Linked DNA regions of Homo sapiens: region 2 is linked to region 1. A link is a contact called in ENCODE Hi-C or POLR2A ChIA-PET data. All regions are on one chromosome and are shown on one strand. The core of a region is the stretch at or near the end of the contact, and the rest is flanking DNA. Distances in the headings are between cores, read along the strand shown.

Evidence for each region. A loop is a pair of places that touch in the nucleus more often than their neighbours do. ChIA-PET counts read pairs that join two places held with the same protein, here RNA polymerase II (POLR2A). Pooled maps may share reads with other maps.
Region 2: a loop to region 1 is called in a map of PC-9, with 9 times the contacts of the local background. The contact joins the enhancer-like site here to the promoter of EPCART in region 1. A Hi-C loop is called at or near these places in 4 of 168 maps with a recorded cell type or tissue (Calu3, PC-3, PC-9 and 1 more), 1 of 37 single-sample maps with no recorded cell type and 4 of 50 pooled maps. POLR2A ChIA-PET finds 5 or more read pairs at or near these places in 2 of 52 experiments (PC-3 and activated naive CD8-positive, alpha-beta T cell).

What each region holds. Positions count from the first base shown.
Region 1 is chr2:180,122,613-180,127,977 of GRCh38, reverse strand. EPCART (ERG-positive prostate cancer associated androgen responsive transcript) reads left to right here and starts at 2,784. Exons shown (of 4, transcript XR_923634.3): 1 at 2,784-3,298; 2 at 4,550-4,645.
Region 2 is chr2:180,519,405-180,524,769 of GRCh38, reverse strand. No RefSeq gene overlaps it. Among named protein-coding and RNA genes, the nearest start is that of SCHLAP1, 170 kb to the left of the region's middle. Within about 2 kb of position 3,394, at least 2 of the 41 ENCODE cell types and tissues checked have a DNase peak (open chromatin) inside an H3K27ac peak, as active enhancers do; they include PC-3 and PC-9, where a contact is called at or near this core.

The sequences.
Region 1 (5,365 bases), core at 1,535-4,034:
ACATAACTTTTACATGTGCTTAGAAACCAAAAAATCAGTGTGACTCGCTTTATTGCAGTATTTGATTTATTGCAGTGGTCTGGAACTGAACCTGCAATATCTCCAAGGTATGCCTGTATTCAAAATACAAAATCCAAAACAATTCTCCTCTTCCAAGCATTTCAAATAAGGAGTACTCAACCTGTAGTGCCATTGGAATTGAGGTTTACCAATTAAAGGACAAACTAGATCCAATGTAAAATAAGTTCCTCAAACTCTTTGCTAATCTCCAACAGACAGAAGTGCTTAACGTTTGTTAGGGAGACTGTGTGTGCAATTTTAAATCTAAACTAAATCTAAACTGTAATTTCAAAAGTTTGCCCCTTCCTAATTATTATTTCTCCATATGTAGGAGATTGCCTAAATTATTTATAGGTCATGCTGCCTTAGAGATATCTATAGTAATGAAATAAATCCTCAGAATCCAAGAAACCTTTGTCTGGTACACAAGACGCCTTAGTAGTCTATACCTTTTTTTAATTCTCCAAACTGCCCATAAGTCAATGAGTTTGGAAACCAAAAAATCAGTGTGACTTGCTTAGGAAAAGAATCACTTAGGAAAAAAATCACTTGAAAAAAGAGCATTGATCCTCTAAATGAACCAATTTCAAATTTCTATAGTTTTGGCCCTGACATATCCTTAAGTCAAAATGGAAAAGAAATCTGATTCCCTATTCTTTAATTCACTTTCCTTTTTTTCCAGCCTGTTCCACTTTTTCCTTGGGCTCCCTTTTCCCAAAGCTCCCAATTTTCTCACCTAGTCTTTATTCACAGACAATGACTTAATCAACTTTTGTGGGATTAAGGACCTAACAAATTATTTCTTTTAGTACCATTTACATTTCCTAAGTGGTACACCTAGAGAAGGATTAATAAGGTATCACCGAAAGCTTCTGGAGATGGTTTCTAGATGCCCCTTGGTGCAAAGAATTAAGCCTATACTTCTATACTAAGTTGAAGTATATTTCATACTTCACATGTCACAATTATATTTCCCTCCAGCTTTCATTCTACCTATTATTAAGAATTTTACATGGAAACATATAGGATTTTCCAGGATAAAGAAAATCTTTTACAAAGAGTTTCATGAAACTCACTTTGTTCCATACAAAAGGAGTTTTGGTTATAGACCAATATCCAACTCTAGTGAGTAGTTCTACAGTTTTTCAAGCAATTATGATAGAATGTTTTCATTCTCTCTAGTCAGTGTGAGCTCCTAAGATTAAATTCACAGCTTTTCATCAAGGCTGATGTAACTTTCTTACTATCATATCCTTTAAAATAAGGACTGTAGCCTGAGGGTACCTAAGAACATGTGGCAGAAGGCAAAAACAGAAGGTTTTTACAGTTTAGAATATTTTAAACTCAGAATATTGACTATATATTTTTGGTCAGAATTTTTCTTTTAAGTAGCAGTAATATGCCCATTTTGTAGCCACAGTTTTAAATTTTCAGTCTTCACCCCTCCAAAACAAAACAAAACACAAAACAGAACAACAAGTGAGAAGGAGGAGGGGGAAAGAGAGAAGGAGGTGGTGTGGGGTGGAGAGGAGATGATGCCCCCTTCTGTCATACAACAAAATCCATTTCGAATATCGAAACTTGCCAAGATCAAAACTGGCCAAAACAACAAACTCCACTGTTGAAATTGACAGTACGGTATAAGACAATAACCCAGGTTTCTCAATTGAAATAACTTTGCCACAAATTTCATCTCAACGTCTTTAATATCATGGTTCCCAGCCCTTCATGCTCATTAGTATCCCCTGGGAAGATTTAAAGCTGTACTGATGCCCTAAAACCATTCTCCTGATTCTGATGTGGTTGGTCTAGGGTGCAGCCTGGGCATCAGGAGATTTAAAAGCTCCCAGGGAATTGTATGTGCAGGTACTCAGTGTTTATCAAAAGACAGAAGACACAGCTATTCCAGACACCTGTTTGAACTGATTGATGGCAACCCAGCTTCATTAGATGTCTACCTAGTGTTGAATCTTTGTAGCATCCCCCACATTTGTTCCGTGAAACAGGGACAATAGGAGATCACAGTCTTACATAGCTCTCTGACCCATTAATCAACGGGTTGTTCCTCTCTGGTTCTCTCTGTGGGTTCTGACTCATGCTGCAGTAGAGAAAAAAGACAAACAGCCTAGCCAATAAACGACCGCTGCTACGCGATCTCCTTTGACTACAGTAAAGGGCCAGAAACTGCCTTTGGGAGTGCAGAGACAGTGTAGGAACGATGCTGCCATCTGGCTGCCTTCCTGGGCATCTCTTTAAAAAAAAAAAAAAAAAAAAAGTGAGTTACTAATCATACTCTCCTACATTTACACATTAGATACAGGCTTCACTATTCCTTTGCAGTGAGGACTCCTCAGTGACAGGCAGAACCCAAAGGGAGAGCAAAGCAGCCCAAGGGGAGCAGAGCAACCCAAAGGGAAAGCAGAGTAGGCCAAGTAGAACAAATGCTCGCCTTAAACTTTTTTTTCCTTTTTGAGACAGGGTCTCACTCTGTTGCCTAGGGTGGAATGCAGTGGCGCCATCTTGGCTCACTGCAGCCTCAACCTCCCGGGCCCAACGGATTCTCCTACCTCAGCCTTCTGAGTAGCTTGGGACAGCCGTGCACCACCACGCCCAGCTAATTTTTTGTTTGTTTGTTTTTGTACAGACAGGGTTTCAGCATGCTGCCCAGGCTGGTCTTGAACTCCTGGGCTCAAGTGATCCACCTGACTCAGCCTCCCAAAGTGCTGGGATTAAAGGGGTGAGCCACTGTACCTGGCAACACCTTTAAAAATTTCTTCACCCACCTATCCACCTTTAAAGTTGTTCTTTGAGGGCTTTCAGGAATGAGGTTAATCCAAATAGGATAAGGCAGTTTTGTTCCCAGGAAGTATTTAACACACTGGTTCTCAACTTTCCTACACATTAGAATCACCTCGGGGAGGTTTGTGAAAATGCAGATTGCTGGTCTCCACTCCCATCCAATTCAGTAGGTCCGAGCTGAAGTCTGAGAATTTGCAATTGTAACAACCTCCCAGATGACACTGCTGGTCTGGGAAATCACACTTTGAAAACCACTGAACAAATTGTCAAAAAATAATTGCTGACAGTCAGTAATGTAATAAATCCATTAGCCCCCTCCAGCCAAGGAGGGAAGACTGGGTAAAGAAGCCATAGACGGTGGCAGTGACCGGGGTCAAAAGATGTTGCCACTATGGGGTTGTTCCTAGGTATCTATGGAGTAGCATACCAAAAAGGCCAGGTAAGAAGAAGTGGTATGGATGAGGATTAGACGAAAAATGCCTCTTCATTGTTTTGCCTGGGCTCCTCAGAGACTTGTGGGAAATATTGCATCGTCTCTTAACTAAATATTAAATCATCCCTGTGCATCTAATTTAGTGGGGGGCAGACCTGTTTCACAAGCCAAAATAACAGGCTGCAATAACTGAGGATTTTATATATACCCTGACCAAAGAAGTTTGCATTCTCATAGCACCATCTAGTGGAAATTTGGGGATTTTTGTTTTACATCGAACAGCCTAAAATGGAGATAGTTTATGTTATTATGACAGGGAGAGAAGACTGCACGATTTGCTAATTGAGGTGCAATACAGACAAGTAAACAAAAACAGGAAAAATGTGGCTTATGTGAAAGACATTTTTTAACCATATACAACATGTTCTATAAAAACAGAGCAAAGCCGTTAGCTGAGGAACTTGTGTGCACAAAGAAATATGTACAAATAGCTTTTCCAGAACAGTCTAGTAAAAATATGTAGTAAAAGTGGGAAGATTATGTTATATAGAAATATATGTTTATGTGCTGTGTTTATATGCCACAGCCTCAAACCTTCTTATAACTTATTAACAATTATATGAAAATATAGGAACAAAGCTCATGTTCTGTATGAATACAACAGGATTCAAATAACCACATACATTACAAAGAGTTGAATAAATTGAATTCTCTATTTTCTACTGTATAGTCAAGGAAGAGACAGAGTAAGGAGGAAAACAGTTGTCAAATCTGCTGGTGGTTCTGAGAAGGGATCAGAGAGGTAAAAATGCAAGGTGTTAAAAATCTGTTTTACTGGCCCACAAAATGTTGTTTGCAAAACTCTGTTCTAGATGAGCTGATAGTTTAAGGGTAACTGTTTCACTAAATGGTTTGAACTCAATGGATATTAATCAGAAGCAATTTTCTTTTTCTAATCATATGATTGGTCAACTTCTGCTTTCTTGCCCCTGAATGATATCTCAGGCAGATTCCATTGATAATTGATCATTGTCATAGTTCATATAAATCATGTAATTTTACCTAGCTCAGCTTGTAAAACAGGCGCCCCAAAGGGGTCTGGCCTGCCCCTCCTCCCGACTCCAAAACCATGAAGCCAATCTGGTTGCACAAAACCTCTTCTTTCTCCACATCAAGATCTAGCTTCTTTAATGACTTGAGGTGGGATCAGAGGAGAAGAAACAAAATAGTCTCTTCACCCAATTCTTTTTGTTGCAGAATTTTCTGTTGGGTATTGCTGCTCATCTAGAAAACACCAGCTACCAATAGATGTCCTCTCTGTGCCGAAATACTGCTTACCTCAGGGGATATTGGGTAAGTTCAGAAGGCCCTGAAGAGTCTCCCTGACATGGTAAATCCAACTCTAGCCAGTCTTTCCTACCCCTTTACAGCTTCCCCCATTAACCTCTTCCCACTGGAGTATCTACAGCCTGTAAATAGGACTCAGGTGGAAGTACTGCTAAGATGACTCAGGTTCAGCTACTTTTCCCCATATCCACGCAGCCTTTGGGAGATTTGTACATTCTTGTCACTCCAAAGCCAGAATCTTCTCTGTTCCATGGCAACCACCTTCTTTGTTTCTCTCCACAGGCTGCTTCTCCCTGACTCAGCGTCTGATTAAGGAAATAGCCAGTTGGGAAATAAGATACTGATTCCCTTCTTTTAGTGCCACCCACAATCTCATAAGGGAGGAGTATGAGGCTTCTCACCCCATAAGCACTTCATGTGGAGGACTTTGGGCTCCTTTCTCCTCCCAATTGTCCCTCTATAGCTTCCCTTCTGCTAGCCCAAATCTGCCTAGTTGTATTAATCATGATCCAAGAGAGAAAAAAGAAACCTTGGATTGATGGCAGCAGAAAGCCACTGCCACCTTCACCTGGAGGGACCCACAGGTCCAGGGTCCAGGGCCCAGGGCTACTTGGTGGAAGCTAGGCCACAGGTAGGCCTGAGTGGTGGGGATGGGAACTGGGGCTGCAGAGAGGATGGAGTTACCATCATCTGAGGCATAGTGAGAGTGGTAGAAATACCCTTCCT
Region 2 (5,365 bases), core at 2,145-4,644, 400 kb before region 1:
GCCAGGGCCATAGGAGCAGAGGCCCAGAAAGGGCGAGAGGAGAGGGCAGCCAAGGGCAGATTTTCTAGAGTCCTTGGATATTATTCTCAGCATGCTGGGAAGGCATTTGAGAGTACTCAGCAGGGGAGTAACTAGATCTGACTTATCTTTTACAAAAAAGGCTCACTCTGACTGTTGTGTAGATTGAAAGAGGGCAAGTGTGGAAGCTAGAAAAAGCACAGAGCCTTACAATGGATAATTATTCTTAGCAGTTGTGAGATACTACTAGGAGCTCCTTGGTAATATTTAGGAGTTGGGATATGAAACCCAGGTGGCCAATTACCCAGGTAAATATGGGAGCAGAACACCATGGTGATTTGATCCTCTAAGCCTCACCATCACAGTCATTTAGGCAGCTCAAATTAGAAGTCCAGGATTCAAAACACCTATGGCTTATCATCCCTAATATTGAAAAAGGAGAATAAAAAATCCACAGCAAGAAATGAAGTATTTTTCAATCCTTCAACTACAAAAAGAGAAAAATTTGATCAGCAGAAACAACACATGAAATTAACCGCCCAGGTCCACCCATTCCCTAGGGAAATATGTGGCCAGATTGGCCCCATTAGTCATGTATAATCACATAAATAAGACATTCATGCAGGAAGTCACCCTTCACCCCAAAGGAACAGTTAGATGAGTAACAGCATTGGTCACTACAGAAATCCATTTTTTCTTTCACTGTCCTAATACACAGTTTTCTTCTTTCTCCTTACTATTTCCTGTGTTAAATATAAGTGTCCGAGGTTGTTTAATAATAAAAAAAAATACCGTGAAACTCTGCTTCAACTATTCTAATTTATTCCCCTACAGTTAAACGTCTGGTATTTTAAATCTATGTCATTTATTTACTTGTGGTGTAATCATATTGACTGTGACCTAGAGAGGAACGGATAAGTTAATGAAATGCAGAAGTACCGTAGACTCACAAGACCATGACTACTGAAAGGGGTGGTGTTTATGTTTTTGCCCAAATTATGATTTGCAGCCTCTACCTGGCTGAAATTCCATGTAGTATCCCCTCTCCAAGTGTTTCTGATTATTTCTAGAAGGGCTTGTTGATCTCTTAAGACTGGAAAGCTTATTTTAGTAATAGGCTTCCTTGCTTCTGGGAAACTCATTCCCTGTGGATAGTGGGGTAGAGAGGAGTATAGTACAGCAACTACAAACTCAGGCTCTGAATTCAGACTCGCTGGATTTGAATCCTAGTTTTGTCACTCATAGCTACATGGCACTGCACAAGTTACTCAATCTCTGTATCCATTTCCTGATTTATAAAGCAGAAATAATACTACCTCCCTACCTCTCTAGTAATTACGACCTCATTGTAATGTTACCAGGAATAGTTGAGATACAAGCTGAGTATCCCTAATCTGAAATGCTTGGAACCAGAAGTGTTTCAAATTTGGATTTTTTTTTGAATTTTGGGATATTTGCATTATTTTAACCATTTGAGCATCCCAAATTTGAAAATCAGAAATTTGAAATGTTCCGGTGAGCATTTCCTTTGAGCATCATGTCAGTACTCAGAAAGTTTCAGATTTTGGAGCATTTCAGATTTCACGTTTCCAGATTAGGGGTACTCAAAACCTGTATCTATAAAACTTTTACAACAGTGTTTGACATCCGAAAAATGATGGGCAAATATTGTCAGCCATTAGTGTTGTGTCAGGGAGGGCAGTTGATTTCTGCCTATTACTCCTGTTGATGGTGCCATTTTGAGAATGACAATGTCTAGGCCAAGTATCCTGTATACAGGTGTTCCCAAAGCTACCCTTGGTTAGTGTTAAATTCTGGACAGAGGCAGGAAGATTAGCTATCCTTTAAACTCTTGGTCAGGTCTTGTCTCCTGGGCCCCAAACAGAACTACTTAGATCTATCATCTTATCAAGTTTCCGGCCAGTGGTGAACAGTTCTGTTTGTTTCTAATTCTCTCCTCCATTTATGAGAATTCAAATCCAAACCTTGTGCCTAGACAGTTAAAGGAGTTGTTTTCAGCCTAACCACTGTTCCCACAGAGAACAGACCTCATACCATCCTCTTCTTTCTCCTATTGGTTTTTACTTTTAGCTAAAACCATCCCCCCTCCCTTAGTTGGTAAACAAATGCTTCTATACATAACCTTAGAACATGCAGAAGGAATGAGGGAGAGGAATATTTTCTACACTGTCAGTGTCTGGATCTAGTTCAGCCGGGTAATTATGCCCTATTATCGATGTTGGAGTTTTATCTCCCTGGTGGGGTCAGACTTAGATGGCCCATGGTTGTCTGATTTAAAAGGTATAATGTGTTCATTAGAGAAGGCCAAATGTACATTTAAAAACATGAAGGCCAAATATGTATGGCTCAAGTGCAATAAGAATTCTATTTCTTGCTCATGTAACAGTCCAAGGTAGATGTAACTGTTGGGCATCTCACCTCCACTCAGTAATTCAGGCAATGATCTAGGTTTCTTTCCTTTTGAGGCCCTAGACTTCGCTATCATTTAGATCTAGCTCTCTAAAAAGAAAAGGTAAGCCTGCTTCTCTTCGCACAAAACAGCACGCTTCTCTTCCACACACAGTCCACTATGAGTTAGTCACATCTACCTGCATGGTCTGTCAAAGGCATTCTCTATGAAAGGGAAAACATCTTTCAGTGGGCATAGAATTATCTCCACATATAAAAAAACATTTCTGTATTTTATAGGAGTCAAATAATCAAAATGTGTTAACTTTTCATTCAACCTCAGAGCTGGTTTACTGAAAATTAAAACGACTGGTGAGTGATGAGGCAAAACTAAATTTTTTAAAGGATAACTTTAATCAGTATATTTATTCCTCCTGCTACATTCTCTACAAGGAATTGTAATTGAAATAAAAGAAAATATTTGCTGACAACAATTATTAAGTCCTCATTCCAGAAATCAAATCTAGTAAAATTTCACCTTGATTCTAGAAGAAGTAAAGAAGTAAAACGGGGGAACTGAACACCCTCCCACACCATTTTTTTTTTAACCTTTTCCATTATTCAGCCAAGGACTCACATTAAATCTCTGGCAAGTTTGAGAAGGTGGTAAATATCCTGACTTCACTGTACTCATTAGCAATATTTTTAAAGACTACCTTAAATTTTAATAAGTTAATTCAATTCATGCTCAGGGAGTTGCTGGATGTCAATGTGCTAAACAAATACCCCTGACTCAGGCAGCATCTTTTTCTACATTACTAATGCATTACACATAAGCTTTCCTAATATTGGTGCCACTGTGCAAACAGTACTGTCACTTAGAGCCACGTTCACCTTTTGTAAACAAATGATTCAATTAATAAACCTCACCAGGGAATAGTACTTTTGACTTAAAGGTTGCCTTTCTAAGATTGCTTTATAAAACAGTCTTCACATTCCTGGAGCTTATGACCTACGTGCATTTCAGGATTTGCTAATGAACTGCTCAGCTGCTGAGTTGAGTAAATATAAAAGGCCATTTCTCTTTGCTCTTTTCACACCTTTTAATTGGAACAAGTATGTTTTTGGTCTGATTCATACCACTTTCATGTGCTAGAAACTTGTGTGCATAAAAATTTGGTTGAAATTCTACAGGCAGTAGGGGTCACATTTTTTAACGTGGTTGCTTGAATTCTACAGGACAAGGATTAATAGATCATGAGTGGCATGATGGATTTGTTTGAAAATTACATTCCAACCTAAGTGAGTTTTAGCTCCCATAATGTGTCTGTTCATGTTTCTAAAGCAATTATTTCCCAAGTAGAATGCACGAGGTGGCCCAAGGGGGTTAAGAGAGATTGTATTAGTCAAGACTCTTTCTGGTTGCAAGTGATAGAAACACTTCACAAAATGGATTAAACAAAAAATGGAATGTATATGCTCACGTATATGAAATGTCTAAGGTTGAGCTGATTTCAGGCAAGGCTGGTGTATTATTGGGCGTCTCAACAGGAAACAGCTGGCACGCTTATATTAAAATAACCAGAACAGTTTACATACACAAGAAACATTGTGAAGATATGAGAGTAGTGAATGAAAATGAGCTAGAACAGTAACCCAGGGTTAGCAGAAGAGCTGTTACCACCTATAAGCCGAATGATATGAGAGGAAGAAGTTACCAGAACCTGAAAAGAGTCTGACAGAGCCAGCCTGAGACAACCCTATAGAGAGACCCAGAGGATTAAATCCCTCACCTCACCTCTGCTGTGGCTTCCCAGTGCCCAACCCCATCTGAAAACCAGAGAGGCACTCTATGTGGTCTCCACAGGTCAGCCTCCTGGGTTGAGCTTCTGGGGAGAAAGGTGCAGAGTGGTTCTCTTCCACACAGCTAGGTATGATACCCTCAGGACTGGGCTGCCATCTCCTGGATCTTTTCTGTTCTCTCATGGCATTACTAGTAGACATGCTTTCTTTCATGTGTGACAAAAAGATCACCAGCAGCTCCAGGACTAACTCCTAACAGCCTAGCTACCCTGAGAGGGTTTCTTTGACCTAAAAGTTGAATGTAAGTCACAAGTCCCCAGATTAGCTCAAAGATCCTTCCCTGAACCAATCACTATAGGCATGAAGTAGAATACACTCACAAGCCAGCTTTCAATTATGTGCCAAACTCTGGAGCTGAGATGGATTCAGCCATAACTGAACCAAATGAATCGAGTTAGAGAAGACTGGGCCCTCAAAAGGGAAGATAGGGTATTATCATCAGAAGAAAGAGAAGCTGATGCTGGACAGGTGGATCCACTGAATATACACCACTTCAGAGATAAAAGCTGGAAGTAGTGTGTGACCAAATCCACTCCTGGTGCCAATTAAGCACAATAGTCTCTTTTGCTAAGATCCATCCTGAGAAATGTGGCTGTTTTTCCTTGGGATACATCCACTAGAGAATCTGAATACTTAGTTTAAAAAAAAAATCTTTTCTGAGATGCTGATTCTATCAGTTCAGTTCTTCGTTACCTGTTCTTTTCATGGGTGGAAAACAGCCCTTTTCTCCCCTGAGAGGCATATGAATGAGGATGGATGATATTGTTTTGGAATTCTTAACATGGAGCCCTTAGAATTCTAGGGAATTTAGTTATAAACTTTATGTTTCTTGTGAACACTTGCAATTACATAGAAAATAAACAATTTTCATTTTTAAGGGGGAAGAGTCCTTAGCTTTTCTTAGATTTTCAGAAAGGTGATCCCAAAATAGTTAACACCCTTTGCTGACTTATGCCCTTTCATGAACAAATACTCTTTGTGATGACTCAGTTCCTACAGAGAACAGCTAGGAGAATGATTCATCAAGGTCTGAGTTCAAGAGAATCCAAATCATTGTTGTAAGCAGACAAAACTA